2 separate regions of the Homo sapiens genome follow, and region 1 is linked to region 2. A link is a contact called in ENCODE Hi-C data. All regions are on one chromosome and are shown on one strand. The core of a region is the stretch at or near the end of the contact, and the rest is flanking DNA. Distances in the headings are between cores, read along the strand shown. Region 1 overlaps LINC00673 (long intergenic non-protein coding RNA 673). Region 2 has its middle 18 kb from the start of ROCR.

The links. Hi-C counts contacts between places; a loop is a spot of excess contacts on that map. Pooled maps may share reads with other maps.
Region 1: a loop to region 2 is called in a map of GM12878, with 14 times the contacts of the local background. The contact joins two enhancer-like sites. A Hi-C loop is called at or near these places in 1 of 168 maps with a recorded cell type or tissue (GM12878), 4 of 37 single-sample maps with no recorded cell type and 5 of 50 pooled maps.

Annotation. Positions count from the first base shown.
Region 1 is chr17:72,463,785-72,466,975 of GRCh38, reverse strand. All of the region lies in intron 1 of LINC00673 (long intergenic non-protein coding RNA 673), which reads left to right. Among named protein-coding and RNA genes, the nearest start is that of LINC02003, 120 kb to the right of the region's middle. RefSeq lists an enhancer at 1,268-1,477. Within about 2 kb of position 1,360, at least 12 of the 41 ENCODE cell types and tissues checked have a DNase peak (open chromatin) inside an H3K27ac peak, as active enhancers do.
Region 2 is chr17:72,006,976-72,009,893 of GRCh38, reverse strand. No RefSeq gene overlaps it. Among named protein-coding and RNA genes, the nearest start is that of ROCR, 18 kb to the left of the region's middle. Within about 2 kb of position 1,558, at least 2 of the 41 ENCODE cell types and tissues checked have a DNase peak (open chromatin) inside an H3K27ac peak, as active enhancers do.

The DNA of each region.
Region 1 (3,191 bases), core at 111-2,610, 460 kb before region 2:
GTGGGCCAAGACCGGCCTGCCACCTGTTTTTGTACAGCTCGTGAGCTAAGAATCCTTTCCACATTAAAAGTTAAAATCAAAAAAAGGAATATTTTGTGACATGTGAAAATTATATGAAATGTAAATTTCCAAGTCTATGAATAAAGTTTTATTGAGACTCAGCTATACCTGTTCATTTGCTTATTGTCTATGGGTGCTTCATGCTACAATGGCAGAGTTGAGTAGCTCCGATGGAGATGTCATGGCCCACAAAGTTGAAAATGTTTACTCTGTGGTCCTTTACAGAAAAAGCTTGCCAGTCCCTATTCTAGATGACTGATTATTAAACAGGGAGTGTAGGAGTAGGTACCTAGTACAAAAATTGCTGGGCTTAATGCTGATTGGAATAGAGTTCACTAACAGTTGGAAAAGAAGAAAATGCAAGTATCTTTGGTATTTTAAAATAACAGAAGTAAAAAGGAAACAGGGACTGAGTTTTTGAGAATCCTGTACTGTTGATGATGTCACTTTTTCAGAAGTAATCTCTAAGTTTCAGTACACAGGCTGTAGGTATTTGCAGAGGGTGTGTGTTCTAAGATTCCCTTAAGCAGGGAACTCCCTAGGCTGTTGAATGGGTCAGGGTGGGGGTTGACAGTGGGGAGTGGAAGGGGGAGGCTTGACTCATGTCCACCCTCCTCATCCCTCTGCCTTTCCACAAGTGGGAGCTGCCTGTAGAAACAGAGCATTGCTTAAGAAGCTCAAGTTTTATTTCACCTGTTGGGTGTATTTGTCTGTTTATACTCTGCCTCATTCCACTTTCTTCTAGAAAGGATTTAAGGCAGCCAGGACCCTTCAGTGTCAAAAATCCCAGATCCTAGAAGAAGCAATGCCTAGGGGCTGTGTTTGAGGGGAGTACGCAGAGTGAGGTGTCACTGATGATTTCAAAGAGGTGACCCTGGAGCTGAACTGTTTTTCAACGAAGGGAACATTCTTTTCTTGCCTTTATCTCTCTGTCCCCTGTCACCCCGATCTCTGCTCCCACTCCCAACTCCTCAAAGGGCAAATTGTGTTGCCTTGGGTCTCATGGAGGAGAGAAGGCAGGGACAGAGAAGAGTCTGCCCGAAGCAAATGCCAATCCTTGCAGAGTGCCGAGCGAGCTGGGAGCAGCGGTGAGCTGGGTTGAGGGGCAGCCATAGGAACAAGCGCAGGGAGAAGGCTGAGTAATGGACGGGAGGCACAGTGGGTGACAGGGCTGAGAGCACAATTTATGAGTCACCCCGAGCAGCTGCTCTTTGCCCCAGGGGAGCAACTCACACATTCCCAAGGGAGCCAGTGCCTGGGAGACGTGACGTCGTTGTCACTGGGAGAGGAGTTTCAACCATGTGTGGCTTCGGAGGAGCTTGTTCCCATGGGTAACACCCAAGATTCTCAGGATGCAAAATCCCAGCCAAAAGGAGATGGGGCTCTAAGACTTCTTGTGCATGCTTGTATGTATGTATGTATGTGTGTGCAGGTGTGCATATGTGTGTGTGTGCATGTGTGTGAAAGAATGTGTCTCCTCCATGCTGAGACCTCATTATTAACTGCTGATCTGTGCATCCAGGGTGGTAAGAACTTTCATCGTTCATGGAGGAGGTGGTGGCTCTGTGACTAATAGCCCGCCAGTCCGTAGCCATCCCAACATTTTTCTCAAGGATGCTCCCTCCACAAAATCCTGCTCCAAACCCATGATTTGCATGAAACATTCCCTGTTCAACCACGACGGCTCCTCATCTGGCATGTACATTTGGATCATGGTTAGAGGGGGCTGGCCACCTCTGATTGAATTCAGAAAGCCAGCCCGGTGCCGCCCACTGACTCTCTCCCAGGCATCAGCCTTAAAGTTCTGGCAGCTATTCCCAGCTAAATGGGTGCATCAGGCCTTCTTACTGCATAGATAGTTAATAGGGGAAGGAAGAGAGCTCACTCACAGCCTCTCACTGCTGCAGTTTGTTTTATAAACCTGATAGGCACACAGCAAACCCAATGACCAGATACAATGGAAGCAGCCTTTCCTTTTGCACTGTCACCAGCCGTGGCTTTATAAAACCGTTGTTTTTCCTTACCTGGGAAGCCCTTGGGCTGTCCCTTACTTCCTTGATAAGCCAGGCAAGGACATGACAACCTTTAAAATATTGTATCTCTGTGGATAACTGAGCCCAAGAAGAGGAAGGATCTAGTGTATGCCTCCTTAACAATGAAATGAAAAACACAGGGAGCCAAAACCAAGTTTAAATGAGGGTCAGTGGATAACGCATGAACTGGGAACACAATTTGGTTGGGGAAGCTTGTCTATCCGTGGTGTTTTCTGGATAGCTGTTTTCCAGCACACACAAGTATACAACACTTATTTAAAACAGGCCAAGTGCGGTGGCTTACACCTATAACCCCAGCGCTTCGGGAGGCCGAGGCGGGAGGATCACTTGAGCCCAGAAGTTCAAGACCAGCCTGGGCAATGTAGTGAGACCTCATCTCTACAACAAATTTGAAAATTAGCTGGATGTGGTGGCACACACCTGTGGTCCCAGGCACTTGGGAGGCTGAGGCAGGAGGATTGCTTGAGCCCTGAAGGTCAAGGCTGCAGTGAGCCATGACTGTGCCACTGCACTCCAGCCTGGGAAACAGAGGAAAACCCTGTCTCAAAGAAATAATAAAAGAAAAGAAATAAAACAGACTTCCCCAAGAATAGTAAACCACAGTTACAAGTTCATATTTGTAAGTTTATTGTTTTATTGAATCTATTTTTTGGGGTGGATACTTGTTGATAGTCCCTGTGGGTACCTGGGATGTTCCTCCTAGCATAGACGGCAAAAATTTCCAGTGAATTCCTCATTTCCTCCTGTTTCTTTGTGAATGCCCGTAGCTTTAAGGGCCTCTCACCTCCTCAGAGGCAGAGGAGGTTTGTGGACTGGGTGCTAAGCTAATACCCAGGAACTGAATTTTGTTTTGTTTGCTCCACCCACTCTTGGGTAGAGGTGCCGATAGGATGGCCACACTGTGGCCACAGCAAACAGAAATGACCAGCACTACCCAGATAGGAAGCACACGTGCCCAGCTGATCCTTCGGTCCTGGGGAGCTACCTGAATCTCATGGGAAACCCACTTTCCTTTTTCCCCACCACAGACTTGGCTTTCTGCTTCCTTTCTGCTCTGCTCTTTCTGAAAATGCAAAT
Region 2 (2,918 bases), core at 309-2,808:
TGAATTTCTTAAACATTTGAGAAAATATTTGAAAACAATTTGCATGAGCTGGGTATAGAAGAAATCCTTTTCTTCTCCCTTTTCCCTTTCTTAGTTTTAAAAGTTGAATTCAATTACAATTTAATCCTAGCCACATGAAATGTACTCTTTGTAGTATTGTGCAAGTAGCTTTATAGATACAGATAATGTTAGCATATAATATCTGCTGCTTCAAAATATCTGCAGGAGCAAAAATTTACTGCCTTCTTTGATGATATAACATACATAAAACATGCATAAAGATATACTTTATGTATATTTCTATTTGTCCATATTTCTACCTACAGAGACATATTTCTGTCTCTCTCTCTCTCTCTCTATCTCTCTCTCTCTCTCTCTCTCTCTCTATATATATATATATATATATATATATATATATATATATATATGTCAAAGTCTATATAATATATGCCATGTTATTATATGGACATAAATACAAGACTTTGCATTCTTGAACAAAAGCAATTGCAATATTACATAAGTATTGCACAAGTAACTGCAATATTACAAGTTTTATTTTCACTCAGATTCCATTATTACATGACTCTTTTCTTAATTCCCCTTGGAATGGATGTAGGTCTCATCCAAATACCCAAACAGAATCACTTCCTAATTGCAAGTCCTTTCTATGGCAATGGAAAATATATTCTTCTTACATGTTTGTTTTGTGGTCATCAAGGTTTCCCATCCACGGTCTTTCTGTGAATTCCCTTTGGGCTTAGTTTGGCCCAAAGGAGTGTTTGCAGGAGTGACTGGAAGACAGGCTCACTTTTGATAAAGGCATATCATTTCATCAGATTTGACACATTCAGAATCCTACCCACCCTCAGTACCTGGGGTTTTTCAAATCATATATTAATCTGTGTCAAGTTGACTATTGTCCGGTATTTTCAGGCCCTTGACTGGAAGTAACAGGGCTGAGAGAGAAAAGAAATCATATCCTGTCAATAAGCGCTGAAAATATTTAGTGTGGCAAGCTCTGTGTTTTCTTTCTTATGAAAAGCTGATTAATATTCAGTGGTTGAAGGTTAATACTCCATTCATTTTATTCACTTTACATCCTGCACACAGCAGTGACTGTTCCAATTTCAACCCCTAATTCATACAAATCTGGTTCCAATCAGGAGATTAGTAACTTACTGCCTAAGCAGAAACAAATCACACAATTGCTAAGCTTATCTTTCTACCCATGCACAGACACGTACATGTGCTTGAAATGGACTCATTCATGGGCAGATGCAGATTCATACAGACAGCAAAGCTTCATCAATGTGGATATAGCTAGGAAATTTCATTTGCTGGCACAACATGTGATAGGGACAGATACATGAAACTGACACGAAGAAGGCATTGTCTACATATATTCAGATGTGCCCAAGTCTCGAAACTGATTCAATAATTGTGCCCCTATTATGTCTTCTATATCACAAATATTTCTGTACTGAATCATATTTTAAACATATTAGGATGAGTCATTAAAAGACTCCCTACACTTTGTTCTTTCGCAGACTATGGCTTTATTCTGTGAGTTAACTACCACGGCTCAGTATGTTTGTTTACAAATTCATTTTTATGTTCAAAGGGTTTCCATACAATTGGACACCACTTTTTTTAAGGAGGTGAAATTGCAGCAGGATGAACCTGACAGTAATAATAAGCGAAGTTTTTCTGATTATATACGTAAAACTTCAACACAAGTCACCAAGGTAGGAAGAGAATTCACATTTCCTGAATATTTTTTGAAATCATATCTCATTTGTCTGGAAAGGATTAAGATCAGCCCTGCAGAGGTCTGCTCTGAGGCTCCTTGTTTAGCGAGTCTGTGATTTAGGGATATCTGTCCATAGTCATTCTGCAGGAAAGATGAGGGTAGGTGAGCATCTGCACTCAGGGTAGGAGGGAAGGTAGGGTAGGTATGTGAAGCAGTTTGCTCTTTAGATGATGGCACACAGAAGCTGACCTAAAGAACAAATCATCACAGCGACTGGCCATCAGATGGCGAGAATAATGGTGATTGTTTTGTTGTTTTTAAATATTGTGTATATTTTTGCTCAACACATATGTTATGCTGCTACAAAACGGACACAGTGAGACTAAAAATATGTCTCAGTGTTTCATACTACCAGTGCTTTATTTAGGGGACTTGATTTTGATTCCTTACTGAAAAGGATGTTTTCCAAAGCCTTGGAGAGATGGGAATGAACGCGATGCTAATACAGCTTTTTTGAAAGCCTAAAATCGATTCATCACCTAGAGACCTCTAGGGTTTCATCCTCCTTTCCTTTCCTTTTTGACTCCTATATTACAGAAAAAGGCAAAGTGCCAGATTTAGAGCTTACAAAACAAATACAAAAGCAAAAAACCCACAAAAATCACCACCACCATCACCACTGAACAACCGTGTCTTAGAATCATATCTCTTTCACTTGCTGGTTAAATGGCCTTGACTTCTCTGAGCCTCTTACTCTAGATGGAAGATGAAACAATGCAAACATGATGCTTAGAACATCACAGGACCTCAATGGTGGCCATTAATTACAGGTTTGATGTGAGGACTATGAATTCATATTTGTGAAAATATTTGGAAATCTATGCATTGTTAAATTATGCATCGTTACTATTTCTTGGTGTAATTATATATACATTTTTTAACCTTTAAGTTCAGGGGTGCAAGTGCAGGCTTGTTTCATGGATGAATTTGACACATGGGGGTTTGTGGTACAAATTATTTTATGACCAAGGTATTAAGCCTTGTACCCTTTGGTCATCTTTCCTGATCCTCTCCCTCCTCCCACTCTCCACCCTCCAAAAGGCTCCAGTGAGTTTTATTCTTCTGTGTCCATGTGTTCTCATCATTTAGCTCCCACTTATAAATGAGA